3 separate regions of the Mus musculus genome follow, and regions 2 and 3 are each linked to region 1. Evidence: chromatin loops called from intact Hi-C (ENCODE). Cell type or tissue: left cerebral cortex. All regions are shown on one strand.

The links. Peaks named below come from ENCODE experiments on the same cell type or tissue, not always from the same donor. Only the 100,000 strongest peaks of a DNase experiment are listed, where the experiment ranks them.
Region 2: a loop joins it to region 1, with 11 times the contacts of the local background. A loop is called at or near these places in 10 of 42 quality-filtered maps.
Region 3: it touches region 1 in a loop (13-fold over the local background); 9 of 42 quality-filtered maps call a loop at or near these places.

Annotation. Positions count from the first base shown.
Region 1 is chr12:7,974,245-7,982,244 of GRCm38, reverse strand. Apob (apolipoprotein B) reads right to left here and starts at 4,568. Exons shown (of 29, transcript NM_009693.2): 1 at 4,385-4,568; 2 at 3,994-4,032; 3 at 2,877-2,992; 4 at 1,600-1,745. The coding sequence starts at 4,466. In left cerebral cortex, a CTCF peak has its summit at 3,493 (motif pointing right); a DNase peak (open chromatin) is centred at 3,532; H3K4me3 peaks cover 256 bases.
Region 2 is chr12:7,865,788-7,873,787 of GRCm38, reverse strand. No RefSeq gene overlaps it. Among named protein-coding and RNA genes, the nearest start is that of Apob, 110 kb to the left of the region's middle. In left cerebral cortex, a CTCF peak has its summit at 3,594 (motif pointing left); a DNase peak (open chromatin) is centred at 3,596.
Region 3 is chr12:7,772,979-7,780,978 of GRCm38, reverse strand. No RefSeq gene overlaps it. Among named protein-coding and RNA genes, the nearest start is that of Gm32828, 21 kb to the right of the region's middle. In left cerebral cortex, CTCF peaks have their summits at 2,900 and 3,101 (motif pointing right); DNase peaks (open chromatin) are centred at 3,114, 4,044, 4,430, 6,564 and 1 more place.

The sequences.
Region 1 (8,000 bases):
GAGTGGGTGGAAGGGTATGGGGGACTTTTAGGATAGCATTGGAAATGTAAATGAGGAAAATACCTAATTAAAAAAAATAAAACAAAACAAAAACAACAACAACAAAAAACAATGCACCATTTGAGAGCATTGTCATCCTCTCTTCCTGGGTTTATTTTGTGGTCACCCAGATGATATTGAAAGAATCATCCACATACACATCTATTTTCACACATGACTGTTTTTATGTAGATGGGACAGAGTTCTAGAGATGAGAATTGTTATGTCAAAGTACAAATATTATCAACTGGATATATAAATATCAGTATTGCCCTGTGGCTTTAATTTCTACCACTAGTGTATGAAAATATACTATTCTTCCCTCTAGCAATGAGTACTGTCTCAACTTCTGCAGCTTAATGGGTGTGGAGTGAGAAATTCTCTCCTAATACATTATTTGCATTTCTCCACTTCCAGTGAATCTGAGTTTCTCTTCATACAGTTGTCAGATGTTCACTTTTTAATCCACTCTCAGGCCAAGATGGAAGTTCAGGTTAACTATGATCTTAGGTGGGTGCTGCCTTTCTCTTGGGGATTGCTTGAGCTGTCAAGGCTCTGAAGTTCACAGGGGAAGAGAACCAGGTCCATCTCCCATAGCTCTGAACCTCTCAGAATATTCTAGACACAGCAGCACAAGCCTGGCAAGTCCTTGTGGTCAGGAGGAGGAGTCTCTTGTGTTTATAGCTGAGAAAGGACCATAGAATAGCAGCCACTCTCTCCTGCCGCCGCAGCTTTCCCCTCTCATCTAAGTCTCTAATAAAGTAATATGTTCTGACAGAAGACAGGAACATTTTTTTTGTTGCCTATTTCTCAGGGAAAGGACTAGGTTTTGACATTTAGCAAATCTAAAAATAGGCAAAGGAAAGTATCCCCCTACTACCACGTTAACATCCCTGCATCTACCTGTATTCCATTCACGTAAGGCTTCCTAAACTAAGTGGTGTAAGGCAAGGGTGGTGTTGAAAATACTTATTGTCCTGCACTGTCACTGTTGTGTTGGGAGAGATGCCAGCTATAAATGACAACACTGGTCTTCAGTGCACAGTGGCTGCATAGCAGTCATGGGTAGGAGACTGCTAAGGTACTGCTGGCCCTTTGTCCTGTGTTGAACGGATGCCACACTCTCAAACATATAGGGGTCCACACAGCCTTATGATCTCAGAGTAGCAACTGCTGCCTGATCCACCTGAAGGCCCCCAGGCATCCCCTCGTTTGATTCTATAAACAAGATCTCGCTTGTTTAAACAAACCATCTCAGCTTTATAGCCTTAAAAGTGCTTCAACCATGAGATCTGTTAGAAGAACAATTTAAATGATAATCAAGGGAGCTTAAGTAGAGGAGAGTCGATAATACTTCCCTGTTTTAGATAGATGTGAAAACTTCACAGCATCCTGATCTGTGGTAAGCACTGAATACAAATGTCAGCACTCAAAGGCATGCCTGACATGAGCGCACACACTAGTATCCCCTCGGACCCATGCATATGCGCATGTACCACGGTCAACTCATGTAGTGTTCACAAAGCTCAGATACTTAAAAGACATAATCCCACACCTTACCTGGACATGGCAGCTGCAAACTCTTCAGAGTTCTTGGTTTTCTTCATCAAGGCCTTGCCCTCAGGGTTGAAGCCATACACCTCTTTAAGGGTACACTGGTTGGTCCTCATGATGAAACCACAGATTTGGGGGACCTCCAGCTCTACCTGAGAACAGAAAGTAATAATACATTGATGTTCTCCATCTAGAATAGGACATATTTCTGCAGCCCAGTCTCCAATCAGGACATGGAGGGGAAAGTATTTGGGTTATGGTCAGAGAGTCACCAGAACCACATGTTCTAAACACATCTCACGGATCCCTTGTCTTGGCTTAGCTTTCTTCTTCCTATGTTAAGATGTTTATGTTTGCATCTGCTATGCACGGAAGGGAGAATGTCCTTGTGTTGGTTTTTAATGTACTCACTTTACATGTAAAGAGTTTGGGGTGATTGCTTAGCAGAAATGCAGAATGGAGCGAGACTTAAGAAAAGTAAATGAAGCAAACAAAAATAAATAGCAAGCAGGAAAAGCGAATGCTTTCCTGACATCGTTTCCCCAAACCATAGCTATGAGCCTGATGAGAGCTTCCTATGTGGGCAGAATTGAAAGGGACCCTTGGTTGTTTTCTGGAACCATTTCAGAACACTCCAGTGAGATGGAGAAGCTCGTGTTTGTGCTGTCTGACCTAATGCGGCAGCATGAGCCACAGGTGTGTGTTGGCTACATTGAAATATGGCCAGTGAGAATAAAAGTTGCATTTATTCAACTTAAATGGCCACAGGTAGCCAATGCCCATTGCGTTTAACTCTACAGACCAGCACTATGGTCCACGAGGGAAGAGGATAACTTAGCAAATGGATTTCTCTTCCCACACAGACCTCAATAGCAGCTCTTGGCTATGCTTTATGAGAACAGACAGGTGTCTAACAAGTCTCCTGAGAAGCAGCCTATCGTTTGAACAAACCAGGTATTTAAATGTTTCTCCATTTTATGCTTGACACCATAAATGTTGCATGCCCAGCGTTCTCCTGCAAAGACCACCTTCTTTTCTGTACTCACTGGATCTCTCTCATGGTCAGATCTACATGCCAATCCTGCTGGCTTCCTAGACCATGCCCCCCAATTACACTTTGGAAGCTAATGGGAGGAAAACTTGGCTGGAAATTTGGAAGTCTTCATTCAAGTGGGGTATCGTCAGTTGAGGTGCTGGGAAGTGCTAGAAGGTTCTATGAGGGGCTCCTGGTGGAACAAGGCTAGGCTTCAGCTGCAGGTTTCTCCAGCCCTTGTCCTCCGTACCTTACAGTTGATCTTGGTGGCGCTTCTGGAGTCAGCTGTGCCCTGGACACCGCTGGAACTTTCAGCTTCATAGTTGTACACGTACTTTCGGAGGTGCTTGAATCGAGTTGCATCTTCTAAAGTGAAGAGGAAATAAGTCAGCCCTGGAGATGAAACAACTCTCTAAAGGCAGCCGCTGCCAGGCAGATTGGGACCGTGGCACAGGCGATAAAGGTCACTGAGCACGAGTTAGTTGTGCTTGACTTTGTACTACACACCATTGGTCTCTATAGACTTAACATCGCCACCATCTTGGCTGAGAATGGTGTTTAATCATTTGGGATTCCACGAAAGGGAGGGCCAAGCATCGATTAAATGGAACTGCAGAAATCCATGTGATGAGCCTTTGAAATTTTAAGTTATCAAAGGGACAGGGCTAAGTGTTTTCTCAGTTTGAAAATGCTATCGTGACTAGAACCTATGAAGTACCGGACACAAAGTTAGCTGTTAAGGCTGTCTGGTTGACTTCTAGAAACCCCCTCCATAAAAAGAAACTTCTGGCAGATTCCACTGTCCATGACAGGAATTTTTTGATTGTGAGAAAAATAACTGGTTAGGAACCCGGATGTAGTACTGCCATATGGCCACCAGATGGAGATGCTGCCCCATCAGAGGAGAGGCCAATCCTAGCGCTCTGCGGAGGAAGCTGGGTATTGCGGCAAAGCCTGATCCTCTGACCCCTAGGGTAGAGTAAATAGGAAGGGGTGGAGGGGTCTGGTGTTCTGCACAAAGGTTAAAGTCGGCATTTCTTCATCCTCACATACTCTGAATCAGTGATTAGTCATCGATAAACAGCACAGCAATGTCTCTCTACAGTGCCCACAGTCTCATCGCTACCCCACTTCAGAACCAAGTCTTGGTACAGACAAGAAAGGCAATACACAAAGAGCAGAGATCCTTTGTTGGAGGAGTCTGGGTGCACAGAGACTCAAAGTCTTCACTTGCAGGGGTCTGAGCAGTGCTTCCTAATCCGAGCAAGCAAACGGGTTCTACGTGGGAGGAACGGGGGCACAGGAGGGTGGATGGAGAGGAGCGTCAGGGTGAGAAGTACCAAGGCGGCCAGTGAAAAATGCCTTACTTGGACAGCTGAAGCTTAAGTTTTCCAGGACTTCATCTTCTGTAAGAGAAAAGGAGAACCTTGGCTTTCTTGTGTTTTCCAGTGGGTTCCATGGCCTGACAGGAGGGAGCCCTCACAACCTAAATTATCTTAGAGCTATCCAGAGCCTTCTTTCTAACTCCCCTGTACAGTGCCCTCACCCGGAACCCAGGAGCCTGCTAGATCTTGTTTTTTTCATCACCCCCCGCCCCCTCCCTAGGACCCTGCGGCTGCCTTCCCTCTCACCTAGCCCAAGCTACCTAATAGCCAGCCTGCCACCAGTTTCTACCCCAGGATGTAACTGGTGGTCTGTAGCACAGCCCAGCGCTCTGTCCCCACGCTGGCTTTCTCCCAGGCTTCCACCCTAACTCACGAGCCCAGACGCTGGTGTCCAAGAACAGTAGCAGGAACAGCAGCAGTAACGGCGTCCGCAGGGCAGGCTTTCGTGGGCCCATGGCGGATGGATGGTGGGGTGGCTTCCTGGCTGTGGCCTGGCCACGGGCCTAGCCCCTGCTGCTTGCTCTACAGGGTCTTCGGAGGCGGAGCTCAGGCAGGTACTTGATCCACTGCAGGCACTGATGAGACTGCCTGGCCCTTTGAAAAGTGCTCCATTTATAGGAGGAGCTGGCTTAAGGAGAATTGCCAAAGGTCCAAAGGGCACGGCCCGGGCCTGTTTGCTTTTCCATACAAGCGCATTTCTAGGTGGATAAGACTGGATCTGATGGTGGTCTCACTGCTGGTTCAAACGCCGCCACCTGGGGCTCCCCCCACCCCCGAACTTGTGTTTCTTTCCTCAGGGGGTCGCAGGTCGATAGTGGACTTATTATCCCGTCAGCATGCCCTGACTTTCTCCAGGAGACCACCAACCATAGGGATGATGTCATACCCTGTACCCCGCTCCTGCTCTGACTCCGGAGCCCTTTGGAAAAATGTTCTTTACGCACTGGTGGGGGCTTCTTCCTAAGCTCCTTCCCATTTTGGTGGACTTTGGTTTTGAATAAACAATCCTGTCCTAACTAATTTAGCAAGGTGGGAAGAGAAAGGGGGAAGTCTGGTGTGTGCTTGGGTTTGGTGTCCAAGTCTCACAGAAAACTAGTGAAGAGGGGGGCCCAGAGATGATCAGCTCCCGGGGTCCACTGTGGGCAGCGCCAGTCATGGAAGAAAGCTGGTGGGGTGGAATTGTGATGGTCTGGAAGGCGAATGTCTGTGATGGGCTGTGTGGTCTTAGCACCTCCAGTCTAGTGGCGAGGCAATCTGCCCCACAGACAGGGAGCTTTGGGTGAGCAGGGCATGGCGAACATCACTCTGTATGGGTGTTTGGAGCCAGAGGAGTGGAAATGGGTCGTAGCCTAGGGACAAAAGTCGTTAGAGTATGTCAGGTGTGTGTGTGTGTGTGTGTGTGTGTGTGTGTGCGTGTATATATAGGTTCATGGGCATGCACGCATAGAAATGCATGAACCTGTGTACATGCATACAGAGGCCATAAGCCAACTTTGAGTGTTTTTTTTTTTTTTTTTTTTTTTTAAAGATTTATTTATTATATGTGAACACAATGTAGCTGTCTTCAGACACACCAGAAGAGGGCATCAGATCTTATTATAGATGGTTGTGAGCCACCATGTGGTTGCTGGGATTTGAACTCAGGACCTTCGGAAGAGTAGTCAGTGCTCTTAACCACTGAGCCATCTCTCCAGCCCTTGAGTGATTTTCAAAATCACTCTTTACCTTAGCTTTTGAGGCACTGATCCTGGAACTCGCTAACTAGCTTGACTTGACCAGCTGCAGCAAGCTCCAAGGACTGTGTGTCCAAGTCCTCAGCCCTGGGGCTCCAAGAGTATGCTGTGTCTGTCTTTATCCAGTGAGCGCTGTACTCAGGTCCTCTTGGTCATAGGGCAAGCACTTTCTGTCCAGGACCTACAGTGTGGCACTTCTGCTTGATTCATGTGGCAAGCTTCTTTTGGAATCGTTCAAATGTTCTGATGAGTCTCCCCGATGCTTCTAGAGCATCGGCTATGGACCCATAGAGCAGCAGACACAGCCTCCCTTGAGCAAACACACCCTCCCATTTTCTCAGAAGAGACTCATCATCACATTTAGTCACTCTCTGTGCCTGACTCTTCATATCTGTCCTCACTGAGATGGTGACTGTAGCTACAAATTCCCCATGGGCAGCTAAACTCCCTTTAGTGGTTTGCTGCTTTGGGTTGTGCATGCCCATGTCCAAAGGTGGTCATTTTAGGGGTCTCACCTGAAGGCTAGCCAAGACCCACAGCACTAAAGGACGGGTAAAGTTATTACTCGGAAGCCTCTTTTCTCTGAGCACGGAACTAACACTGTTAGTGTTTGGAAATGGTTCTGCTTCCCCGCTTTGCTCCAGGGGAACTGGGCGAGAAGAGAAACAGAAATGAGAAGGGGAAGGATTACAGTAAATGAACAAAGTCCAGACTCTCTCTGTTGCTGACAGAGGAAGCCCATGACCTATTGTTAGCATCATTGGGGGATGTCATTTCTACGACTTGGGTATGAAGTATGGATTCAATAACCTGGATGCAGAGAAGATGCTGAGATACTCGGATGCTCAGAACCATCTCTACAGCAAAAAGCTCAAGCCTCTGAAGTCTTGAGTTCAGCTAATTTTTCTTCTCTTGGTGGCCTCTGGAGAATGTCCCCTAGGCTGGGGCTCAGCCTCTGTTCTTATCTGTGGACAGGGTCCAGTGCACAGGCACCACACAGCAAATGTCACAGTGCTGAGCTGACAGAGGACACTCAGAAATGCTGAAAGGGCCACATGTCGATTTTCCTTAAATTACAAAATCTGCCTCGATGCTTGGCTAAAAGCCATCTGGAGGTATTTGTGACCACCACTGCGACCTTCACTCATCTCTTTTAAGCACAGCCCTTCTCAGCTCATTGCACTGAACAACTTGGAAATTTCAAAGGCCAGTTTGCAGAGAGACTTCAAATAAAATGAAGATCCAGGAGACCCCGGAGTATAAGCACCTCGTTGAGCAGAGAAAATCCCGGTCCCTAGAGAGACTACTTGCTATGTGGATATTTGGCTCAAGAGAGGTGGGGTTGAATTCTAGCTGACTTCATGGAAGGTTGCAAGACATCAACCTTCTAGGTCTCTGTGTGGTCACAGGATTAATAGTATCTATTTTCTAGAATTTTTTTTTTGAAAATTAAGGAAAATGATGTGAAATACAAGCCATCTAGCAAGATGTCTGGGAAATAGAAGGCATTTGATAAGGAATAATGGTTACCACTCCTTATGTGTATGTTACAGTGGGTGCATGTTTGTTGGGTACCTGTCTGAACTCAGTAAGCACAATACAGAAGCAGAGGTTAACAGAACACAGGTGGCGACTCAGGGCCAAGGGAAAGGGCTGTGGGGGGAGAGCATCTGTGAGGGATCGAGGTCCCGAATCACCATCCATTTGCATCTCAGATTTCTGAGTGTTTAACATTACTCTTCCCAAAGTAGACGGAGACCCTGCTAACGCAAGCTGCCTAGGAGCTGTCACCGACCTTACACACAGACAAATCTCAGCTTGTCACTATGACTTATCAGCTCACGAATGCAAAGTCCTGTTGGTTGGACAACCAATTTAATAGTCACAGGGCTCTGGAGTTTCTCTGGAAAATCATATGACCAATGGAATTTCAAGAAACCAGATCATGTTAAACAACACAGTTATAACCCCTGGAGCAGAATTTTCATTCTGATTTTTTTTTTTGTAGGTGACCAAGTTCAGGGAAACACAGAGGCTTTTAATGTCCCCAGAAGCCCACTATGCTGAATCCAGTGGGGCTCAAGTGCTGGAGTAGCTGCTCAGACGTACTTTGCTGAACATAATAAATGAATCGATGCCATTTAGTTATACCCCATTGCTTCCAGGGAATTTATGTACAGTGACCATGATGCTAAGTAAACGTTTTCAGTGATATAAAATGAAGAAATACATTTTGATATAAATTATTCCCAGCCA
Region 2 (8,000 bases), 110 kb after region 1:
ATGGCTTTAGGTGATCCTCTGAAAGGGTCATTTGAGAACCACTGTCTTACTGAGTAAAGGAGATATAATTATTTAGGCATTTATGGTGGACTGGAGCCATTGTTCTAATGTATTTTCATATAGAATATTGATAAATTCTGTTTTTAACTCCATTAACTCATTTTACTTTTAAAAGAAAACTTCGGATGTGGTGGAGGAAGCTTTTTGATTGCCTGTCAGTGAGAATGTCCCTACCTCCAAGTCATCCCGCAGCATCTCCACATCAAACAACCGTAACAGACACCAGTGACTCTGTTGTCATTTCCATTGCTGTTCCGTTTTCTTCGTTTGGATTTTGTTTATTCACCTTTGATTTTGTCAATATTCTGATGTGGATTTGATAGGAAGCAAAAAATGGGTCTAAGTGCTGCAAGCCCATTGAGAGTAAAACTCTTGTCTCCTAGGCTAGTTTGTCATGATAAGTAGGTATGGAGGATTTTAGTTTTCAAAAGTAATTATAGAGCTATCTCCTGTCCCACTTTGCCTTCAGTGATGATGTAAGACTTGTGAGCTGCTTCACACAAGAGTATGCACATCTTTCTTGTTCACTGGGAACTTGATTAATGTCTGAACTGTTCTGAGTTTGTCAGGCTGCAGATAACACAGTCCACATGGAGAGGGAGTGTGTAAGGCACTGCTTTAGCTCTCTCTCTCTCTCTCTCTCTCTCTCTCTCTCTCTCACACACACACACACACACACACACACACACACACACACACATACACACACACACACACACACACACACACACAGAGAGAGAGAGAGAGAGAGAGAGAGAGAGAGAGAGAGAAAGAGAGAGAGAGAGCTTATGACTATTTTGGTATCCCTAGATAAGGCTCAGACATTGCAGAGCTTTAAAAAAAACAAAAAACAAAAAACATCACACAGTGCCTATGTACTGTCTGAATGTCTGCTTTGCTGAGGGTGTGAACATAATTTTATTATCATTTTTGCCCATTTTGTTTTGGAAGAAGATTTTATGTGGAAATTATAACTAAGCAGGTTTGGGTAATGGATGAATTATTGATCTCAGTTTTCACTGAACAGTGGGCAGGAACTTGAAGGCCTTGTGGTGGTAGTGGTGGGGTTGACAAGTCTCAAGGAGGTTGTCAGAGAGGGCTAAAAGTAGGCTAGGTACCTTCAGTGTACGTCGTGAAAGAAGCTTAGCAAAAATTACTACCATCATAAAATGGAAAATTGAAAGTAGACAAATGAATTAGACAGCAAGATTAAAGTGATTTCTGAGTGGTGAATTATAAGTAGTATATTTTTATGTTAAAATTCAGGATGAGAAAATGAAGCCCAGTGTTTATTTACTTACAAAGCCTTCGATATGAGATTCATAATTTTTCTGGGATAAATTTACCCTAAGTCCTCATGTATGAGTTCCATGTTGCTGGTAGAAAGTGATCTTTAAGTAAAGAGTTCTCTGTGTCTTACCAAACTTTAAGACCTTAGAAATCTCTTAGGTGGCCTTTCACAGTATTTTTGTTATTGTTGCTTGTTTGTTTGTGACAAAGTATCTCATTCTCAATGTTACCCTGCCAGACCTCAAACTCAAGTCCTTTCTGCCTCAGCCTCTGACTCACTTGGAGGGCAGACACCTTTGCTTTCTTAGAGAGCTCCTTGTTGATGAGCAGAAGGGTACCGCCTACCTCTTAAGAAATAGACTACAGCAAAAACAAAGCAGGACTTGAGAGCACTGCATGTGTGTGAGCTTCGAATGGACTGATAATCGATCTGCAGGAAATTCACAAAGCTTTGAAATAAATTGTGACAAAGTTCACAAATCTGATTTTACAAAGCCTCTGATGATACAGGTGGAGCACTCTGCTCAGATGGAAGTGGTACAGGAAGGATGGTGTGGGGGTTTGGAACCAATAACTTAAGTAGTAAGAGGAGTCAAGAGCCCAGGGAGTAGACTAAGGTTTAATCCAGGAATGGGCGTATGTTTCTGTGTGCATGGTACCTGTTTTTACAATGTGAATGTCTGTAAGAGTTACTTTGTGCTTTTTGCAGAACTGTTGAATGGTTGTGAGGCTAACCTGCTACTTTGTTTTGTAGGTCCTCAGAAGAAATGGACTTGAGGAACATCATGGAATACAACATACACCTGGACCTGACTTATTTTTTATTCTAAATTATTTTAATTAATCAGTTTACTTATTTAGTTAGTTTTGGGCCAGGGTCTTATCTGTACACTTCAAGCTTGCCTTGGGTCCCAGTGTGGACCAGGCTGGTCACAAAATGTTGATCCTCCTGCCTCTACCTCCTGAATGCTGGGATTACAAATATGTGTCAGCATGCTGGAGTAGACGAGTTAAGTGATGAAAACCAAGGCTTTATCCTAGTGTCAGACTGAAATGAGGCCTTGGACACCCTTAGGACTGAGTGCAATAAGGTCTGTCTATAAAGGATGCAGCCTTTTGTTCATCAGGCGGGTTGCATCTTCCAAGGATTTTTCAGTCTTACCCACCTTATTTATTCTTACGCAGTGTGACCTGTCGACTCGCCATCAAAAGCTAGAATGCTGTTTCCATCCCCTTGGACATGGGGAGGCTCATGACTGCTTTGACCAGAGGTATAGTGGGTAGAAGTAATGTTATGCCACTTTACAAGTCTGGGTCATAAATGATTCCGATTTTTGCCTTATTTTCTGGAATATTTGCACCTGATACTGTGGATCATTGTTTGAGAAACCCAACTACCAGACACAGCCAAATTCTTACAAACCCAAGTCCCATGGGTACAGGGGCTTTAGTCAACAGGTCAAGCCCCAGACAGTTGTTACCCCCCTCACTGAGGGTGTGAACATTCTGTGATACACGCCAACTCCACTCTGCCCATTCCCAAGATCCAGGATCCATGAACTTCTGAATCTGAATCTTGAGGTAGTAAATGGGCCAAAGTGGGTGACTGATAAACCTCTGAAGATTCATTGGCTCTCTTCTCACAGCGATATGAAGAGACTTGGTAATGAATAAAATATGAGCTCCTGAGGAAGGCTTGTAAAGGCACTTTTAGCTGCTTGGTGGTTGTCTTGCTTCCCTGCTTAACTTTGAGATAGTACATCTGGTGCCTGTCTAAGCCCCCGACGCTGATGCGCAGCTGTGTATGAGTTTGTACTGCTTTATTTCTTGTATTTCATTTGATTGGCTTTGTGTTCTCTTATGCCATTAAATAAAACTCAATAAATGTGATTGTTTCAATTTGTCTCCGTATTTTACACACAATATATGAGATAAATGCATCTTGATTTACTGAATATTAAGCACTGATACCTTTTAAAAGACTGCTTCAAGAGCAAAGTAATGATAAAAGAATGTAGGTATCTCAGTAAATGGGCAATGTATTATAGCCATGTTGATGCCTTGCCTATTAATAAAACCTGCAGTCTGTCTTTAAGGAAGTTAATTCATCTCCTGATAATCTAGACATCTTTTTGAAAATCGGATGAGCTAAACATGCTTTGGTCGGGCTTGTGGCTAAAAGTGCCAGCTTTCCATAGTTAAGAACCAGTCTATAATTCTGGGGGGATTTTGCTGACACCTAGTGGTATTTGGAACTATATGAATTTCACTTAGCCATCTCTATTTGTAAAACTGTTCTGTATTTATGTGTATATGTGTGGGTGCCTATGAAGGCCAGAAGAGAGAGAACCTGATACCCTGGACCTGAAGATACAGGCAGCTCTCAGCCTGTAACTGGGTGCTGGGAACTCTGAAAGAGCGGCAAGTGCTCTGAACAGCTCAGCCTCTATCCAACTGTTTTTCCTTAATTTTTATATATTTTAAATTTTAAATAAAAACATTTGGTATGCCTAAAGTGGGCCAAGCATACTTTTGAGGATAAATATTATGCTGATAAATAATTTAGCAAACACCACCGACTGTCTCCCATTCATTATGGGATGTAGGTTGTTTGTTTGTTTTTCTTTTTCCCGAGGCAGTTATTTCCCTTTGTTCCTTTGGGTCTCCAGGCCTCCCTTTCTTACTTCCTTGAGGTAAAGGGATGACAATATTTAAAATTTGTTCCATGTGTACAGCTCATCTCATGAGTGAAGAGGCCCTGTAAATATACAAGGATAATGTGCACATTTTTCTGTGTTTTAGAAAAATACATTTTTCTGCGTTTCAATATATCTCCTAGAAGTCTTTCTAAGAGAGGTAACATATTAGTAATTATTCTTTTTAAGGGCAATTTGGTATTTATCTTTATGCTTGTGCTTTAATTTTCTTTTCAGGACCCATTGTTTAGCTCTTTGCCACAATGAATCCAGCTGTGAATTCCCTTACATAGGGTAATTCATCTCTCCAGGATAACTCCTTGTCAGTGAAATTGCTGGGACAAAGGAATGTACCCATTTAATAGATGTGCACACATTCCCACCAGCACAGCTGAATGTCTATATGTAAACACAATCTCATTTCATTTGTGCCACTGTTTTGCTCCAGCTTTACTGAGGGCCTTTGATAAATGGAGATTGGTAAGATAAACAATGTGATGGATATATTCTTAGAGAGATGATCATTGTGCTGAAGCAGATTAATACACCCCTCACGTCCTACATCAGCATTAGGTTTTTAAAATCACTTAAACATTTCACTTTGATGAGAAGTCTAAAGTAATTATTTTCAGTTTTCTGATTGCTGGAGAATCTTAGCAACTTCCTGTGTTTGTTGCTTCTGATTTTATTGTTGTCTGAATCTTGTGATCTTTGCATTTTGCATGAGAGACATCATGCAATATACAGGTATTTTAATAGGAAAGTTCATAAGAAAGCTTTAGACTATCCTGTAATCAATCCTGTAATCAATCATATCTACTTTTAATACTGTGACTCCGGATGTTCACATATAATTAAACTCTTTCTTATGGGGTAGTTACATGGATTGTAGTCTTCCAGGTTCCCTCTTCTGTGTTTGACTTTTACATTGAAATCTTAATTCAGCTGGAGCTTTTTTTTTTTCAATAAACTTAAAAAATAAAAGTATACTGTGCACAGCCAAAGTGTATTACTAAAGGATCATAGAAAGGAAAGAGCCAAGCTGAGTCTTCAACTGGCTACTCAGAAGGAATCCTGCCACTCCTGACTGTGCCACTGAAGTCCCTGGTGATTAGAGGCTACTGTGCTGTCCATGGTAATTGCCTCCCCCACCTTCCACCTCCTCAGTAACTCCTAAAGCCAAACACAGTAGTTAGACTTGGTGGTTGCACACCTTTATATAAGCTAATTTGCACATTATTTATTTACAAGGTTTTCATATGTAAACCTGGCTAGCCACTGACTTCCAGCAGTCTGTCTCCCAAGTATGGGGTTTGCAGTTATGTGCCACCGTGATGGCTAATAGGCTTTCTTTTAAACCCCACTTTATTTGCTTCTCTACTGAAGAAAGTTGACAAGATTGTACACTCATAACTTATACAGTGTAATGAGAGTTGTATACATTGCGATGTGATTACTACACTTAACGTAATCAACATAGATGCCTTTTCCTCTTTCTCAATGGCACTGTAGAAGATCAACTTTCTTAGCAAATCCAAGGACACATCATGACTTAACAGTCACTGCAGAGCTCACTAGTCTTTCTCCTGTCTAGACATCTCCTGTTACCTTTGCCAATGTCTTTTCTACTCCTCCACCTCCAACCACTGACCACTACCGTTCTTCTCTTTAATATAGTTTCTCTTGCTCATGTTTTCTCTATCTGTTGTAGAGCAGCCTGTTTCCTGTCCCTGCTACTCGATATTCCACCCAGTGTCTCCTTCTGTTAGGCTGTTGGTGGATGTTTGGGCTCCTAGTCCATGACTCTATGGAGTCGTGGACATTCTTGTGCATTATTCTTCCAGCAGGATATAAGCTTGAGAGAGAAGCCAACAGTTCACAGGGAACAGATAGATTTTTAGTAAAGCCCTGTTTTTGCTATGTGGTCGATCCCTTCATACTTTTAGGAGTGCTATCAGGGTGCTCGGACTTGAATTTTCACCATGTTTTCATTGTAGCTATTTTGTGAATAGGATGATATTATCTTGTGGTGGTTGCATTTTTCATCTCTCTGCAAGTAAGTCAAATGTTATATGTTTATTGATCTTTATTATCTTGAGAATTACATTTTCTATGAGGTAAATCTTTTCTTATTGACTTTCATCAATATTTAATTGGAAAATTTCAGATTTACTATCACAAATTTTTCATGATATTCTCTTACAATCTTTTAAACAGTGTTATGATCTCACCACGTGCCATCAAGGGTGATTACTATTTGCATAACATCTGAAATGGTGTAAACAAATCTTGGTCTCCAGGCTGATGTCGTCTTGATGAGGCTTTTCCTTCATCAGGCTTACACACAATGGTAGAAGTTATGCTCCTCTCTGAGGAGATTATTCACATAAATAGCTAAACTAACTTCTACACAGCAGGATTTCTCTGTCTCTGTCTCTCTGTCTGTCTGTCTGTCTCTCTTTCTCTCTCTCTCTCTCTTTCTCATCTCTCTCTTATGTCAGTATGAACTCATAGACATTTACGTGATATTTTAGGGTATAACCTAGGGCTATATTGTGACTTCGATAATTCTAAATTGGGCTGTTAGAAGATCTTTCATCTTATACTCTTGTCCCTATAGTGGTTTGAATGAGGGTCATAGAGAATAGTACTATTAGGAGGTGTGGCCTTGTGGAGGAAGTGTGTCACTGGGGGGTGGACTTTGAGGTTTCAAATGCTCAAGCTAGACCCAGTGTCTGTCTCTTCCTACTGCCTGCTAAACAAGATGTAAAACTCTCAGCTCCTTCTTCAGCTCCATGTCCGCCTGCATGCCTGCCTTGATGATAATGGACTAAACCTCTGAACTGTAAGCCAGCCCCAGTTAAATGCTGTCCTTTATAAAAGTTGCCATTATGATGTTATTTTTTTTTTACAGCAATAAACCCTAACTAAGACAGTCCCATAATGTTTGTCTTTTAACACGAATTTTCCCCCCTTTGGCACTAAGAGATACTCCAGATCTTAAATTATCCACATGTGTAGGAGCTCTGCTTCCTTTTATTTGAGAATGATGCTAGGTATAAGGTTCTGGTTGTATAAAGGACAAATGTATTTCTTTTTGTTTCTTCCCTTTGGAATTTTTTGGCTCTTCTTTCCCCAACTTTTCAGGATGATTCTATTTTTTATTTTCATTATTCATTTTCAAATTTTAAATTTACATTTCTCTCTTAAACTATGTGCTAGTTAGGTTTTTGTCAACTTGACATAAGTTAGAGTTATTTGGAAAGAGGAGACCTCAAATGAGAAGATGCCCTGTGGGGCAGAGGGCGTGGTTGAAAGAGGGAGTGGGACAAAACCCTCGTCCAGTCTGGTGCTCTGGGTGGGCAAACACCAAAGTACTGCTACATGCTTTCCACGTGTCCCCGAGTGGGTGTCTGGCTGTGGGAAGCTACGACTCAGCCCATGGGGGATGGACAAGGGGCAGTCCTAGGTACCAGGGTCTCAATCTCTGGCATCCCAGACACCGCTGGACACCTCGTAAGAGCTGAGAACAGAATGGGTGCCCTGGTGGTGGTGGTGGTGGTGGGGGCTTGGTAAGCTGAAGGGAGGAGAGGGCAGTGGGAGAGGGGGGCGCTGTGTGGTTCCCACGTAGGCGAGATTCCTTGGTTCGGTCTATGGCTGGAGCTCAGGAAGGCCTTCTGGTGGGAGGTTAGATGTGACTTTGTGTGTGTGTGTGTATAAACATTTATTTTCAATAAGAAAGACTTTGTTTTTCTGTTTTTTTTTAATTAGATTTTTTTTCATTTACGTTTCAAATGCTATCCCTAAAGTCCCCTATACCCTCCCTCCACCCTGCTCCCCAACCCACCCACTCTTGCTTCATGGCCCCGCATTCCCCTGTACTGGGGCATATCTTCACAAGACCAAGGTCCTCTCCTTCCATTTATGGACGACTAGGTCATCCTCTGCTATATA
Region 3 (8,000 bases), 200 kb after region 1:
CACAAGTTGCAGGGGATTAGAATGTAGGAACATAAAGGCATCACATTTTCTTCCTCGGGATTTTAATTTTTTTTTTTTTTAAATAGCCAGGAGTGTTCAGGAAAGTTAGCCAACTGCTACAATCCAGCATCATTTGTTGCTTGCAAGTGCCCTGGGGACTAGAGGCAAACCACAGCATGCTCTCCTTCCCAAGGAAGTGGTTTGGCAGGGTAATGAAATAGAGACTCCAATTATTTTATTTGTATGTTAAACGAAAGGAAAGATTGGGTCCAGAATTGGAAAGCTTGAGGGCATGCATTTCAGAAACCCAGAGTGATGCATGGCTTTCTCTACGGCAGTGTAAGCACTCGCTATTCGCAACTGCAACCTGTAGCAGAGCATCCTCACTGAATGCTGCCTACCATGTTTGCTGCCCTTTTCCATGTATTGGCATTCATGTACCTGAAATTCACCTTTGGATATTTTCATTTGCATGTGGCATACAGATGTATAAAGAAGTCAAGAGGGCTGGCTCTTAGGAGTCTCTTAACCAATTAACTGGCTCCCTAGCCCAGCTCTGGTCAGGGTAAAGTTGGTGTCTAAACAAATGCCTAAACCTTGGCCAAATGGTCCTGGGCCTAAAGTGATAAGATCCAGGGACACACGATGGAAGTCTTTGATTGTTTCTTTTCATTGTCTTCATCCCAAAAATGTGGATTCCTGCTTGGCCTTAGGACTGTAGAAGGCCAATTTGAGATCCGTCAGACTTGAGCACCCCGCAAACAGCTACCAGGAGCCAAGCCACTGGCCTGAGGAAGGAAATTAGCATTTATCGCATCTTAGTAAAAATGATGTGGCCCAGTTAAATTAGATTTCCTTTCATTTACAATAGACTTAAAATCCTATTTAGCTATAATCCAGCCAGTGTAAAACCTGTTATGAGGATCCCAATTTTCCGAGATATTGAAGCTTTTTACTCCTATCAGAGCATCTTGATTCTATCAATTTTCATCCATCATTAAATTTCTTATGACTGAGAATGCCAGGGGCGACCCTACCTTTCCAATCGGCTGCTGCATTCAGCAGTAACTGGACTGAGATCGGAAACATTTATTTTATGCAATGCCTTCTCTGCTCTTTTCCACTATTTTAAACACTACTGTGGGTCACACTGGAAATCCTGCTCCGATTCTATCTGTAATCAAGCAGGAAATGGTTTTATTTTATTTTAAACTAATATCAAGCCTAAGTAGACAGCGTTGTTTCATATAGGAGGATTGAATGGCCCAATCTGCCATTGCTTTAAACTTATGGTTTGCAGATCTTATCACTGTCCCCATACATTTGCAGTATTGTACATTTACAATTTCCCAGTTCTTTTCTCTATGTAAATGGATATTTGTCTCACTTAGGAGTCTCTGAAGCCTTTGCACAGGTGATGTTTTTTCGTCATGGGAGTACCTGTGAATACTTGTTTCTTGTGTGTCTGTCCACAACAATATGGCATTCTTGACTTAATTCTTCAATGTGAGTCTTGCTACCCCCATTCAAAGTAGGTACTTCATGGAGATAGAGATTATGGCTCAAGCTACTCATTAGAATATCTGCCGATTGAACCAACAGGCGGAAGCCTGGCATACGCAAGAGCCTAAGCTTTGCTTGGTTGCCAATTTAGGGACCTTCCAACATCATTGAGTGACTCAAAGGAGCATCTTTCGACCACTTGGACCCCCTAATTCCCTCTAGGCAATCGCTCTTCCAGAATGCCATCCCTAGGTTCATTAGCTTCAGATGTGAGGCAATATATTATCAGGGACTTGGGAGAAGATGTCGAGATTGGGAGGACAAAGCAAGGGCAGTTGGGTGTGGATCTATGGTGAGGGCTATTGTTTCCAAGGGTTTGTGACTTTATTGTGTAGCAGGGTCTGAGTCTGTCTTGAGCACCTGCTCTTCTCTTTCTCCACCTCCCCCACATCCTTGTACAATGGCTATTTAATAGCTTACGGTGGACTAGCTGCCCAGAGATGGGGGGCATGTGGTTTCCTTTACTAGGAACATTCACACTCTGGTTCTGTGCAGGGCACATGGTGGGAGGTTCAGTTCTGGTGATCCTGGTTTTGGTGGTCCGTGTCTGGGGAGAGCCTGGGAGATGGGGTAACACTATTGAAGAAAGGTGACTAAGCATGTGCCTTGAGTTCTATACACTCTGTTGAAGGGTCTGGAGTTTGGGGACAGACTTATCTGCGAGGGCATCTACACTTGAGTTACTGATACGTCTTTCTGAAAGAACTAAATCTTGAATCCAATCTCACTGGCTGTGGCTAATCAAGAGCCCGTGAAGAGGGAATCTGTGTGGCCCAGGAAGAGGTAGGAGAGGGACTCCAGGAAAACCAGAGAAGGCTTCTAAACAAAATGGAGTTTTATTAATCAGTGAACTTTCTGGAAAATAGTAGAAATTATCTTCCCTTGTGGGGACAGAGGTGCTGAGCAAAGCAAGGGAGAGTGAGCGAGGTTTCTAGACGTTGAAGAGACAGATAGATGCATGGAAGACGCAACGAGCCACTTCCCATTGCCACCTCGGTCAGGAGCATCTGTTACTGAGCCTGGAAGAACTGTGCAGGCTCCCAGAAAGTGGGCCTTCGGTGCTTTCTTATGTCTTTCTTTGTTTTGTTTTCCAAAGTGGGGTTTTGAAATGGCCTACAGGTGAGGACTTTCTGGAGAAGGGAACTTCTCTGGCTCCCCCTGGCGTCACTCGACTTGTACTGAAGGGAAACATTTGGAAAGGGAAACTAGCTGCATCCCAGGAAGCCCTCCAGATTTCCTCGGTGTTGTGACTGAGGAATGCGAGCATCTGTGACTGCAGCCATTTTTCAAAGAGCCTTTTATTTTCTGCCAGTACCATGCCATCCTTCCTGCCCCAAGTGGGTGCTCTGCTGGATGACACGCAGGATTCAGAACAAGCAGGTAAGAAGGAACGACCTAGAGACAGTCCCTACCTAAGCTAGACTCAAGTTCCCTCTTGTTCTCCCTGTCTGCTGACATCCTGTGTCTTTCTAGGACACTTACCACCTCGACTTGTAGCAACTGTTCTCCAATGTTGTCTATAAAAGTGCTATCATCAGCATGAACACCAGAGGGCAGAAGAGTGCCTTAGGACAGCTTTACTGTTCTGAGGCCCTTGATGACCGTGGCTGTGAAAGGGTAGGAAGGCTCCTTCCAGTTTCCTGAAACTGGAGTTACAGACAGTTGTTAAGTCAGGACTGGAAGACAGGCTATCAGAGAAGACTAGCTCTTGTCACTCAAGCCCCTTTTCTTATGAGCACTCTAGTGCTTGTAGGAATTGGCTCCCCAAACTCTGAAGTGCATATTCAGGTGAATGTGAGCATAAACCAATGCCTTTGTTGAGTGCTATTGTGGCTGCAGCGGTCTGCACCACGTTCATTACGAATGTGAGGATCTTAGACCACAGGGACGGACCATCTCTCTTTTCCTAGGGCAAGGGGCCAGAGGAAGTCAAACTGACCTCTACAGGTCAAAGGAGCTCTCTGTCAAGCTCAAGGGTAGATTCTCCCCGTGGCCCAGATACTGCACACTTGAGTTTTGCACCTCTCTGAGGCTCTCTTGTAGCACAGGGGTGCCGCTGCAAATGCAGGCCAGCACTGACATATGCAGGATCTGAAACCATAGGTCAAGATTTCACATATGCTTCCCTGGAGCAAAGAAATCCCAGGTCTGCACAAAGCTCTCCTTCCATTTTCACTGCGAGCCTGTCAGGTACTTACAAATGGCGAGTCGGAGCCCTAGCACTGGGATTAACAGTGTGGAGACCAACAAAAGAGCCATGGCTGATTTACCCTCCTGCAGGGACCCACACTGTACAGCCTTGGGGGACATACAAGGGCTCAGTGACCATCTCACAGGATCTTCAGCAGAGTGTAGTAACCCAGGATATTTTGCACAGTGCTTGGCAGTGTAGAAAGCCTTTCAGCTCTCAGGGCTAGTCACACAGCTCATCAGTTCACAGCACAGAGGGTCTTGCAGAGGACCTGGGTGTGAATCTGAGCACCCACACGGCATCTCACAACTGTCTACAATTCCACTTTCAGGGGCTCTGATGCCCCGGTCTGGCCTCTGCAGCCACAAGGGACGTGGTACCCATACATACACACAGGCAAAATGCTCATACCCATGAAACAAAACTTAAACAAAAAGGAAATGGCAGATACTATGACTGTATGACTTGAATCATGAAGACCGGGTGAGTCTAGCCTTTCCCATGGGCCATGAAGCCAGAGGATAGTGGAGAGGACAAACAGGGAGGACTGGCGCCATGGACCTTGTCCCAATTACCCTACTGCCAGGCTTACTATAAAGATGAGTTTCCCTAGTTCTGAATGAAGGCTGCCTCAGATTACACTGTGTGTTACACTGGGTCCTGGACGAAAGCCAGCAAGACACAATGAAGGATGTTTCCCTTTGTGTCCACAGCTGCTTTCTAGCTACAATGGCCCTTTGTTGTGCCAGACCACAATAGAAGAGAAATGGTGCTCACTGGCGATTGATTCACATTCCTGTGCTGGACTCAGGCCTTGCTCTGTCAGGGGCATCTAAGGTTTCAGAGCCTTGAGTAGTAAATTAGGTATTATGAACTGATAGGCAGATAATTGGCTTTAATTTTTTCTTTTCCTATAACAAAATTACATATTAATGTGACTTGGAGTATCTCCAGATGGATTAAGGGTGTATGCTCCACTGATGCTGGCATTACTATCATATCCCAAATTGATAGAGTATTTGCCCTCACTGATTCTGGGTATAGCTATCATCCACCATATTAATATAGCATATGACCTAATGGTTTTGGGCATAGCTACCATATCCTTCATCAAAGGGGAATATGCCCTATTGATGCTGGAGATGGATATCATCTACCGTATTGACATACTGCATATACTATTGGATATCGTATTCCATTGTTCATAGCGTATATGCCCCACTGATGCTGGCCATAGCTGCTATACCCGATGTTACTTTAGTATGTGACTTGTTGGTGTTGTTTGTGACTTTAATCAATGCGGTATTGGGATATGTGACTTGATAACAAGCTTTGAATGTGTTGGCATTTGGTCTAGCCTCTTGCTTTCTGATTCTCCATGGTACTGGAGTTATCCAAGGAATGTGACCAACATGGAAAATGGAAGAAATTCAAGAAGCTGGACCCTAAACTCAGTTCTTAGTCTAGACTCAAGCTCTGATTAGTTTGAGTGAGAACTGCTGAATTCAGACCTAGTTACAGGCCTGTGAGGGAGAAAAACAAGCGTTTCAGTCAATGAGGCCTGGGGAAAAGCTGTTACACAGGATTCTTCTGAAGAAGCAGCTAACTCGTACATCCAAGTAGACCCTTGGGTAGAAGGAATTAGCAGGAGAATTCAATGGCTGATGACAGGCTAATGTAATTGAAATGATCTATTTCTCTAGAAAAGCCTACAGAGAACATTGGTTGCCCCTGATTTATTCCTTTCCCACTAATACCGGTTTGTAAGTGCATGTTATATATTATTGAACTGAAATAAACTATAGGTAAACTGAAAATGGAAAATAATGGTATGTTGGGAGTGGAGGCCTCCTGATAGGGTTAGTTTCCTCATAAGAAGGGACAAAAGACAGTTTCCCTCTTATTTTCAAATATTGGAGTTTCTTTAGGAGCACAGAAGACTCAGAGCAGAGGGAATGGGAAGGGAGGGCAGGAGCACCCCAGGGCAAGGCCAACTTAACGAGAGATTGTATAGCTATCCTGACACTTAGCTATGTGGCACGTCAGAGTTTTCCTAGGAGTACGTCATTCACTGACCCTGTCTAGGCTGCTGTAATCGAATATCATAGCTCAGGTGGCTAAAATAACATAAAGTCATTTCTCGGGACTCTGAGACAAGAATGTTTAAAATCAGGGCATCAGTATGACCAGTTCTTGTGTAGACTTTTCCTGGTTTGCAGATGGCCTTAATCTTATGTCTTTACATGGACAGCCCAGAGAGGCAAACTATCTTCTGTTTCTTGCTATAGGCGCTAGTACCATCAGGAAGATTCGACACTCATCCCATTATCTCCCCAAATGTCCCGTCTCCAAATACTATCACATTGATACCACAGGAATGCAGTGGGGCCAGGGAGGCACACAGATTCTATTCTTTCCGGAATCACGTCTGACTGTGTCATTAAATGCCCTCTTCCTTGCCTTTTACATGTGATTCATTTTTTCACCACCCAGAGAATATGAGGACCAGTGTGATGTTTAATCCAGCCACCCCCCAGCTCTCAGCTGATCCATTTATCTGATTTCATAAAGACACAAGAAACAACCCTTTCCCATGACATTTGTATTCTTTTAAAGTAAAATCTGGAAATTGAGAAAAAAAAATTTCTTAAGAAAGAACAAAGCACGAGAGAAGTCTGATGATAGACTATCAACACCGTGGAGCTGGCACTGTGCCTGATAGAAAGTTTGAGCTTCCTTGTAGGCTTCTCACATCCTCCTAAATTAGGGTGAGCCCTTCTCATCTGCATGTATTACTTGTTACTCTCTGTTTGGGATGAGATAGAGGCAGGCAATGAACAGTTTGAGCTGCTTCTGTTTAACATCACAGGGGGCCTCAGGGCATGTGTGTTTGTACAAGAGCCTGCTCGTGCTGACCTGCACTATCAGAAGTAAGCGGATCCCCTGGGTTTCTCCAGGAGCTGGGATCTGGACATTGCTTCCTGCTGCTCCTGTGTGTAACCTCTGCTGATGGCTAAAGGGACTGAACTCGTCTTCTTTCAGGTAGCTGAAATGGGTGCACATCTCAGCCTCAGGACAAAGCTCATTGGAATTAACAAAGGTTCACCATCTAACAGCAGGGTCAGTTCCTAATGAATCTAGGGACGCCACAGAGGACTTGGGACAACAGGGGCGAGTAGCCTCTGATTTGAGGTCTAGGGACCAGACTCCCAGTATGCTTGCTTGGGAACTCTTAAGTAGTAAATTACTCAGAGGGTTGACTTGAAGCTCAAAGGTGAGAGAGAGTGGGAGAGCACCAAGAAGCAGAATCATACATAGATAGTGCTAAGAGAACAGTGTCTACTATAGCATGTTAAGGTTAATGGACTTTCGTTCTCTTCCTACAACCAGATGTAGCATCCTAAGGGAAAGTGGTACCCAAGCAGGGCACTACTATCTGCTCTCATACCAGATAGCTTGGATGCTAATCTCAGTCCCATTACCTGAAAGCTATGTAATCTGGGACAGGTAACAGAGTCTGCCTGTGCTTTGATTTTACTACCTGTAGAATGAGAAATATACTGTGTATTCTCCATGATGATTGTCAGATTTAATCTAGTTAATACATTAAAAAGTTTTGAAATGGCTCATGGCACATACTATTCTTTCAAGAGATGAATACTATGCTTTTAAAGTCGTATTTTAAAATAACCATTGTTTTGTTTTGTTTTGTTTTGTTTTGTTTTGTTTTGTTTTGTTTTTTCCTGGATAGAAAGATACAGATGCCTCATGACTTCTTTGCCTGATCCAGAATAGGTAATGTTCAGTGTCCAGTGTCCAAAGAAGGAAAATGACATTTGTTCATCCACTGGGATTATTCAGATTTTACCAGTGTATGTATGTTCTCTCTCTCTCTCTCTCTCTCTCTCTCTCTCTCTCTCTCTCTCTCTGTTTATATGTATGTATGCATAGATACATACATATCTGCATACATATATATGTGTGTGCTATATATGTATGTGTGTAGATATGTGCATACTTATGTGTGAATTTATCTGTGTGTTTTTATGTATATATGCCTGTATATGTCTATGTTTATGTGTGTATGTACATAAATATATGTGTATATTTGTAAGCTTATTTATGTATACGTATGTTTGTATGTCTGTAGGAGTAAGTATGTGGTCATGCCAACCTAATATAACAACTATCATAACCAAAATTCACAACTGGACAGTTGTTAAAATGATCCCTTATACTATTCCTC